Linked DNA regions of Mus musculus: region 2 is linked to region 1. Evidence: chromatin loops called from intact Hi-C (ENCODE). Cell type or tissue: left cerebral cortex. All regions are shown on one strand.

Evidence for each region. A loop is a pair of places that touch in the nucleus more often than their neighbours do. Peaks named below come from ENCODE experiments on the same cell type or tissue, not always from the same donor. Only the 100,000 strongest peaks of a DNase experiment are listed, where the experiment ranks them.
Region 2: a loop joins it to region 1, with 3 times the contacts of the local background. A loop is called at or near these places in 3 of 42 quality-filtered maps.

What each region holds. Positions count from the first base shown.
Region 1 is chr8:10,809,868-10,814,867 of GRCm38, forward strand. No RefSeq gene overlaps it. Among named protein-coding and RNA genes, the nearest start is that of Gm32485, 5.4 kb to the right of the region's middle. In left cerebral cortex, a CTCF peak has its summit at 2,348; a DNase peak (open chromatin) is centred at 2,643; H3K27ac peaks cover 310 bases.
Region 2 is chr8:10,416,793-10,421,792 of GRCm38, forward strand. The region is part of intron 16 of Myo16 (myosin XVI); the gene reads left to right. Gm51561 (a long non-coding RNA gene) reads right to left here. Exons shown (of 3, transcript XR_003947504.1): 2 at 377-428. Among named protein-coding and RNA genes, the nearest start is that of Gm51561, 11 kb to the right of the region's middle. In left cerebral cortex, no CTCF peak of the experiment used is centred here; a DNase peak (open chromatin) is centred at 2,368.

The DNA.
Region 1 (5,000 bases):
CAGCAGCTGGGCATCCAGAGCCCTTCCCATGTCTCTGTGGACATCATGTGTACACACACACACACAATAAAATTAAGTATTTATTTTTTAAATCAAAGAATTGTTTTGTCTGCGTTGGTCTGTTTAGGTGGCTGTAGGTGGTAATGTTTGGAGCTGCCTGTTTTTAGTTGTAGTTCTTGTGGTAGGAAAATGGCAGCATCAGGCTGCCAATAGCTCTGAAAAGAATCCGGGCAACCTTTCACCCACTCCTCCCCCTCATACTGCTTGGGTCTTCTCTATCCCCCACTCTGTTAAAAAAAATTCTTCCATGTTTTTTGATTCTAAACAAATAGTATTTTAAAATAGGACAACTCTGGCTTATGATGTTGGTGTAAAAGATGGAAAACAATGTTAATTGCTTACTATGAAATCCTTTAAACTCTGGCAGCTCTGAAAACATTGGCTGAAGAATCTTAAATCAGCAGACACTGCCCGGTTCTCATCTTGCAGCTGTGCCCAGAGTGCCTAGACCAGGGATTTGGGGGAACTGCTTACATCCCTGATAGTCTGAGTAGCTAGATAGTAACACTCCATTTGTGGACTAAACAGTGTCCACCTGATTGTCTAGCCCTTTGCCTTGGAAACTAAACCATGTGGGAGAAAAGAAACAGTCTCCAGTTGTAAAAGACTCTCCTGAGTTGTAAAGAGTGATGCACAGTTGGTAACATATAGTCAAAGGGGGCAGCAGGAGACAGATCCCAGGGACTTACACAATGAACAAAAAGCCTAGGAGCTTGATTTTGGTGAGTTTATATTTTCTAAAATTAGACTCACTTTGCTGATACAAATATCCATGTGAGTACACTTTCAGAGAGGGAGGGCAACAATGTATCCAAGCAGGAATTCTGTGTGGATGAGGCGTGCTGCCGGTGCAGATCCCACCACGCCTCCCTAGAAGGAGGCCCACCATTACCAACATTCAAACCAGCCTTCTGCTCAACCTCTAAGACATGACCTGCATTATGTCACCGCCCCTGAGTTCTCAAAACAGCTCTGGACACACCTATCATTATTGTCCTAATCTTGTAGAGGAAGAAATAGAGGAAACCTTTACCGCTCTGAGTCCTTCACACACAGGGATATAGCTACAGCAAGATAAGAGGTAGGCGGTTTGATTCTCTGCCTTCTGCAGAAAATGAAGCTGATGTACAGCTTGTCCTTTGACAGAATTTATGGCTGGTGTTTTAGAGTCAGGGCTCAACTCACTGACATTAAAACATCTCCCAAGAGGGAGCTCACATGACCAAAAGCCCCCATTACACTCAGTTGCGGTCTTCAGACATCCTACACTGGGGATTTTTTTTTCTTCCTATCTGCCAATAACACAATTTAAGTGTTGATTGTGAGGACTGAGTTTGCAATGCAGCTCTCCCTGACATTGTTCTCTGCCAATCTAGGAAGTCCCCATAGAAACCAAGAGGATGCTGGCCCGTACATCCTTGTCCAGCATCACTGGGTTGTCAGGTCTCTCTTCTCTCTCTATGTGATCTCTCCATTTCAGAAAACCTAGTTGCTCTGAATGCTCTGCCTGAGCAATGCCACGGATCTCTGATTCTTCCTGCCCTGTTTCCTGAATGCTGAGGGTCCTGGGGAGTGGGAGATGGTGTGAGCGGTCCACAGATGAATGCCTGGCGGGGGTGTTTAAGAAAATGCAGTTTGTTGGTCAAAATAGAGATGGGGTTGATGTCAGGGGCCTCCCTGTCAGGTTGAGCTGCTGAAAATACCATAAGAATGTGTCAAAAACTTCATTGAGAGCAACTGGCCTAGAAAAATATAATGTATATTATTAAAAACAAGGGAAATGTCCACTAACACACACAGGAGAGAGGAGGGGGTGCTGAGGCAGAGGAGAAAACACCCTACTCACTGCGAGCTGCTTTAGTGGCCCTACCTCTCTGTCTTCCTCTTCTCATTCAGCCTGACTGATTCATGCAGGCAGCTGCCGCTGGTGTTAGAGGCCTCATGTGCTCCATGGGCCATGTCTGTATTTTGTCTGTATACTAAAGTATTCCCTGGGAGTAAAGTGGCCTGTGGTCCCAGTGGATCATAAATTATCTTGCAATGCTGCCCTACCTATTTAAGCCCTAGGCTCTTTCTCCTCATTGGTAGAAAGACATGTGGTCCCCTGGTTTTAAAGTTCATTTCAGCTCCTCAGGTGAGTGGGATTGGCCACAAATGTCACAAGCTCCCTGGACATCTCCGACCTCTCTGGAGGTGGAAGATGCACATGACAGCTTATTTACCTTGTCTTCTTTGTACTCACAACCCCTACAAGCTGCCGCTGACCCAGGCTGTGCCTACCACTGTGTGGTGCTCTGAAACCCTAGGAAAACCCAGATCCTTACACTCCCTTTCAGTAGGAAGCAGGACTGGACAGAGGCGCACACTACTTGGTCTGAAAACATCATTCCTAACCCAGATGACTGCTCACATGGACCAGAGCTGAAACAGCATAGGCAGGTCCTCTGGCTGAAGCCCTGCTCTGGCTTTCCCTTGTCAGCCTGAAACTGCATTTCCAGCCATTTGGAAATCTCTCCTCTCCCAATAGTGCCACCAACCACCATCATGCACACGTGCTGCTTGCCAGGAATCGCTTAGCAACGGAACCCTGTGTTCTGCCAGCTCTCTCCTCGTGCTGACAACCTGGATTTCACAGAAGTTGTGTTTCTAGAAATATTTCTGGACTAGGCCAGGTGATGAAGGGAATGTCTCATCACCGACACAGACGGAGAACGGATACTGGCTGCCCTGTTTATGATTTCCAGGAGAAATTGTAGGTCTTGATCTGACGGCGAGGAGTTAAAAGACAATTTATTTCCCACTGCTGGCTCTTCACTAGAAGCAGGTCCACAGAGCGTAGCTCATAAAGCTGATGGGCAAAGTGCTATGTCTGTGAAGAAACAGCCAAGTCAATGTTAACCGCAAATATTAAAAGCCATCATAGGACTAGTACATCGCCAAGAGGGTATTAGTGTCCTGTTAGCAGTGCCTGCTCACCTCATAAATAGAAGCCTCAACCTATGAGCTCCCCAACTTGTCTTTATTCATGAAGGGTAGAGACAGAGGACATAGGAGACGCACCCCACAACAACCAGTGCTGTCAGTATTTGCCTGGCACGAGTGTCCTCATCTGAATGCAGCCCCTATGCAACTATTTAATATGTATGGAACATCCAGAGGCACGCGTACATAACTACAGTCCCTGCTGAAGAAGCCTTGAAATCTCATTTATCTTACACTGTGTGGTCCCATCAGTGGTAAAAATAATAATAATAATAATAATAATAATAATAATAATAATAATAATATGTAAGAGTACAATTAAATCCATGCACCAGCATGGTTGGTCTTATTTTCCCTGGGATTGCTTCATGAAGTCATGATGTGGTCATAAGAGACAGTGTGATAGTCAGGCTAATACCAGAACATCAGCTTGAATGGACTGTGGTGTCTGGTGGGGGGTGGGGTCGGGGGGGGTGGGAAGTTCTACACAATCCCCCCTGCTAGCCATGGCAGTGAGTGAAGTGAGGTTCCCACAATTAATTTTTTCACACCTCTCCTAAGGTATAAGGGGCTGAGTTATGAAACGGCTTATTTTACATCCAGATGATCTATGGCATAGAGAATTGAAATAGCAGATGTGAGTTTAATAGCCAGTTGATTAGCAAGAAGGACTTCCCCCTGCCCCAAAATATGCTCTAAAGCAGTATAGCTTTGGGGAGTCACCTGTTCCACGTTTGTCAGGGACACCTGTTGCCTTCAAAGCTTTAGACAGATACAGAATTGCCATAGCTGCAAACTGTCCTGGGATTGTCTTGGATACTCTCGGCACTGTGGAAAAACACTCAACAAAACAACATGAAGAATGTTTGTGTTTGTGCATCTGTGGTCTTAGATGGAACACCCCAGATCCCCACATGAGATCCTTGCAAGAGTGCTGTCTGAATGCAAGCACGTGAGTCTCTACTTTTAACCTTCACTGGGAGGAATTGGTCTTGTCCCATTCAAACTCATTTTCATCTGAGAACATGACACACTGACATCAAAAGAGGTATGTGAGCCTCAGATATGATGTGGTCCTGAAATGATGTGGATTCTTCCTGTCTCCCCTATCATATTTTGACATCATGATTTCTGATGAGCCAGTGAATACCAAGGTGCTGATGCTGGAGTGACCTTGGGGATCAGAGTCCAGGAGTCTCTGTGTGACATGATTTGTCAACTGATCAATATGTAACTTTGTCTCACATGGGCTTCTGCTTAAAGATGTCTGGTTCATGTATCATTGACTCAGTAGCCCTGAGCCTGTAACCAAACTCAGTCCAAATGACGTTTATCTCACACCCCTATTCATGCAAAGAGCATCAGACAGCAGTGCTGCCCACAGAGCCTTTAAACAGAAGTCAGCAATGAAAGACACAGAAATGTGGAAACACAGTCCCAGCAACCATGAAAAGGACTTTTCCCCTTACCACAGGACACCAATATCTTGGATTTCTCAAGCTTTGGGACACTCATTATACAAGCCCACGATTAGCTGCAGAGACACTGAGAATCTTGGTTTTCATGTTATGAAGAAGTTGGGGTAAGCTGGGGAAATTGTGGGTGCAGAACCCCTGAGGTTCAGCGGTGTGTGCGGAACCCCTGGGGGTCAGCGGTGTTTGCGGAACCCCTGGGGGTCAGCAGTGTGTGTTACTGGAACTTTTGAGGCTCGAGAATGAGCATTACAGAAAGAATTTGTGTGCTCCTGAACAACAGCCAGGAAGTCCTGGCCTGATACTCAAGAGTCACTGCTGAGTCTCAGAGTCTCAGTTCATGGGTGACTGGCAATGGTTGGAGCAGTGACAAATGAAGCAATTTTATTAGGAGTTACGACACACTCTCCCCCCCCCCACACACACACACACACTCCGCTGCCCATAGAGAAGAAAGCTGTACAAGGACCCATCACTGTGACAAAA
Region 2 (5,000 bases), 390 kb before region 1:
CACAAAGACCAAGCCCCAGTCTCTGAGGGAGAGGATGGTTGACCGCCCTCCAGGCCCCTCCACTGCCTGACTGGTGGTGGCTTCAGTTGTGGGAAGTTGTACTGAAGTTCACACGTTACTAAGTGAGACGGATCAGCCTGCCGACTCCTAGTGGGCTCGTGCACTTCAGTCATGGAAAGAGAAAGTCATTCTTGGGTCAGAACACAGCTCAACACTAATCCGGGCTTGGCATGCATTAGCTTGTGAGTTTGGAGACGTGGGGATCTGGCCTTAATGACTTACTCATTATTCCCAAACCCAAAACGCTCTGAGAACCAGACGTTTATTTATGACTTATGTGGTGGTGAAAACCCAGACCTGGCCCAACCTTGCTCACCATCGATGTTCGAAGCTGAGATGAGACCCCGGCAGTTTGAACCATTATGCATCTGTCAAGGAAGACACATGAGATTTTATTCAGGACTAAATTGTTTTTTGATTAGAAGATGTTGCCCCAGGTCTACCAGGGATGAAAACACTACTTTTGCTTTTTTAAAATGTGGATTTCGGAATGAGCTTTGCTTTAACAGCAAAGCAGGGTCTGCTGCAGCATCACAGTGCGCGGGTCTGAGCAGAGTAGGGTCCAGCTTTCTCACTGTGTTCCAGACACCTAGCACCTCCAGGACCCCCGCAGAGCACTGGCTGGGGGAACATTAGTAAGACACACCTTACCTCTGAACAGGAAGCTCCTGCCGCCTTCTGTCCCCATCCTCCCAAACCCTACTTACTTATTATAAGCATAGATCTATTTTACTGCCTGTAAATTATGGGATGTGAGATGGGCATAGATAGAGACCATTGAGTGGACTTCGGTTTGCTCAGCTGGTCACTGTGACTGGATAGATAGATGGGAGTTTTAGATTTGGGTAATGAAAAAGGGCAAGGGCAGGGCTACTGGGTGGTCCCACTGAGATTTCACAGGGTCATGTTCACAGCTTGTGTGTGTATGTATGTTTTTAACGTGTGACTGTGTTGTGTGAGAGTATATATGTATGTTATGTGTGTCTATGTTTGACTATATGTGTTCATTTGTGTGTTTATATATAAGTATATGTGTGTGTGCAGGTGTTTTCATGTGTGCATGTGTGTATGTGCGTATGTATATGTATGTGTGTAGGTGAACATATATATGTATGTATATATGTATGCATGTGTGCTTCTGTGTTTCTCTGGCATGTGTATATGTGCATATGTGTGTATATGTGCATGTATGCACATGTACTTGTGTGTTTGTATAACGCGTGTGTGTGTTCTTTCAGATCTTGTTATATGGATCTAGTAAAGTGTCATACTAGTGACTAGTCCCATCTGCCCAGTCGCCGCAGCGGCCACTCGCTAAGTGGAACCCTTTGCCACTGCACTGGGCACCCACACTGCCCTGCCAGAAGTGCCTCCTTCCCTCTGAGTATGGAGTGGGGCCTCCCCTACCCCGTTTTGTATTAGTCTGAGTTCCTTTGAGCCCTGGTAGGCACTGTCCACACCCCAGCCCCCTTCTCACGTATCTAGGGTTTTAACACATGGTAACCTCTCTTGAAGTCTCCATGTGTTCTCTGGACTGCCAAGACTTCATGTTAGATAGGGTTCTCTAAATGACCAGAACTGGTAAAATGTATTACACAGGGAGATTCATAGATGGTTCACACTGTGTTCTGATGATGACGATACTTGAGAAGCAGCAACTTCTCAACCTGTGAGGCTCAACCTGCCTCAGCCATCCAGTGCGGCTTAGAAGGCAGGGTGGACTCTGGGGAGAGCCACTCATTCTTGGTCCGCTTTGGATGAGTGGAGAACTTTGGTTCAAAAGTCAGTAAAGGATGGTGGCAGCCACTAAAGCCACAGGGTGGATGCCCTCACCAGCAAGGAGCAAAAGCAGGCAGGCAGCACTGTGCCTCCGTCCTGACATCCTGTCTGGGCTACCACTGGGAAGTGCTGCTTACTCTGGGGGAGAGCCCTGACACCTTGGTCAATCTTTCTTAGAAAGGCACTCAGAAACTGGTCCAAAAGCTTGCCTCTTAGTTGACCCCAAATCTAATGACAGTGACATTCAGGATCACAGTCTCGGTCGCCTGGAGGACACAGTGTCATGGGACCCAGCTGAAGGTAACCTCTTTCCTTTGTCCTAGCTGGGTAACACACTGCCAAAACTTGTGCTCTGACAGAGCTGTCAGCTGAACCCACCTGTGTCGCAACAGAGCCAGAGCTGTGGATGCCGGCTGCATTTAGAGAACAATCTCTTCAGCAAGAGGGACTGCCTATAGCCCATGAATATGCAACAATAAACACAGTTCATGAATATTCAGTGGCACATATGTGTTTTGCCCTGCTCAAAGCCTGCATGCTCAGTCGTTGAGTGCAGTTGAGAGGAGACCAAGTCTCCTAGGGAGAGGGATCAAAATACTTCTCTCCTTCATGGGCCAGGCAGACCGCTCAGTGCATGTGGGTGACAGGGATCTCTTGGCTCCCACTCAGTGCCAAGTGTGTGCCCGCCCCTACCCCGCCACCCGTCACTGCTCCTGAGGAAGCTTTTGCCTATTAGCATCCTACAGAGAACAATGGAGATCACACACTTATGAAGAGATTACAAGGAAGGGTTAGGTTTTTCAGGTCCACAGAAGCATTGGATTCCAGGATTGTCCCTCCACTCTTCTGTGTGGCTGCCTGACTATGGCCTCATCCAGGATCAGGCCCAGAGTCTTTAGTGGATTAAATCAAGAGTCAGGACTTTGAATGACCCGGTCAAGTTGATGAGTGACATATCAGAGTTACTGAAGTCCATTATCTTTTTCTGTTATTGTTTAAGTTATTTACTTTTCATGCCAATCACGCCTTCCCCTCCCTCCTCTCCTCCCAGTTCCTCCCGCTGACTACAACCCCCCAATCTATCCCTTTGCCCTTTCTCCTCAATAAAAAGGAGGTTTCCCAAGGCTATTAGCCAGCCTTGGCATAGCAAGTTGCAGTAAGACTAGATGCATTTTCTTCTATGGTGACAAGACAAGGTAGCCCAGCTATGGCAAAGAGGTCCAGAGGCAAATGATGCTGCCAGAGACAGCCCCTGCTCCCACTATCTTTTGATGGTGGATCAACCTGAATGTGGAAAGGCACTGGAGCCTCAGGGCCCCAGGGGGCCGGGTAGGATCTCTCAGCAAGTCCCTCCAGGCCTGCTGCTGGTCCTTCTTCCATTCTCATTGGGCCACGTGATTAATGCTACACATCACAAGCTAACAACAACAAAAGTACAAACAGAAATTAAAACTCCCGTAAGAATGTCCGCTCACATATCCTAGGCCAGAACACCATCTGAGGGATCTAAAATATACCGTGTTTCTGTGCCAGCCAGGAGATAAAGAAAACATTTTTCCTTAAGTGGGACTCATTTAGTTGCAATGAGAAAGAGTTTGTCAGCAGGGCCTGGAAGGGGTGGGGTGGGGACGAGGGGACTTGGTATACTCCTTCTGTGTGTTTTAGGGAACTCCCTCAGGCTCACATCAAACATGTGGGGGTCACCACCTCGGTTTTTACAGAGTCCTGGGATCAGGTTATATGTTTACACATCTGCACGTAAAGCTAAAGATACATTCTTTAAAATCAGAACTTGGAAGTTACTAGGGGACTGAAATTAAAAAAACAAAACAAAAACAAAAACAACCACAAAAACAAAAACATAAAAACAACCTTCCTGATGTTCAGCATGGAGTTGGCACAAGGCTCAGCACACCTCTGTTCCAGCTGCATACAGCCAGGTCTGGAACATACTTCTGTCCCGCCTGTATCCCAGTTCAGTGCCTCAATGACATAGGGCCACCAAGTAGCTATGACAGCATACACTGACCTGCGAAGGATCAAGCCAGACCAAACCCCAGCATGAAGCCCTGCCCCTTGCTGGGGAGCCCTGCCCCTTGCTGGGGAGCCCCGCCCCTTGCTGGGGAGCCCCGCCCCTTGTTGAGGAGCTGTTAGCAGCTGATGGTTGCTGGGGGAGGGAGGCTCAGTTTTGTTCAGGGATGCAACCTCCAAGAGGCTCCAGTGGAAAGTGCCACACCCGAGCCCACACAAGCACCACTCTTAGATTGCTGTGATAAAGCACCACTGCTAACACGTCTTGTAGGAGGGTTTATTTGGGCTTATGGATGCAGCGGGATACGAGTTTACCACCATCTGGCATGCTAGCACAGCAACATGGCGAGCATAGCATCCGGAGCAGGAAACTGAGGGTTCATATCTTAAACTGCAACCAAGAAAAAGGGGGCCGGGAGGAGGGGAAGAGGAGGGAGAGGGAAAGGGAGAAGCCAGCACTACACCCTGGGGACCAAGTATTCACGTTCCCACGACTACAGGGACATCTCATTTAACCCATCGCAGTGAGCACAGTGGGCTTTAAATAAACAGAGCCCGTGAAATTGGAAGGGAAGATGGGGGACTAGGGGAGAAATCGTTGGGAAAGGAATGGAGGATGGTTTTCATGAACATAGAAGATGGCCAGGCCTGTCACGCTAAGGGATCTGCTCTCCCCCATCTGCTGACTGGTGGCAGCTTCAGCGGGTGTGGGTTTTTATTCATATCAACACTCTGCTCAGTTAAGGAGGTAAACCGACTCAACCCTAGATGTGTGTGCACCATCCAGCACGGCAGCCACAGTAGGGGTCGGCACGTGGCAGGGGGACCACGCGCACCGCACTGGAGCTGATGCTGCAGTGGTGTTGGTGAGGGCTCACACTGTGTCTGTCAGCCTTAGTGCTCTGCTGGGAATGTCCCACCTAAGAAGCTGGGTGGCCAGGACATGGGAGACAAGGAGACTGCAGTGGCTGACAGTGCAGCTGCTAGAAAAAGAACTCTGTGGAGGTGTCTGCAGTAGGCAGATAGCCCAAGGCCCTGGGGTCTCCGCGGCTGTGCAGCACTAGCCTACAGTGAGGCTGGCAGGGGAGCAGTCCCTAAACCCACACTCCCTGCAGGCTTGCCCCCCCCCC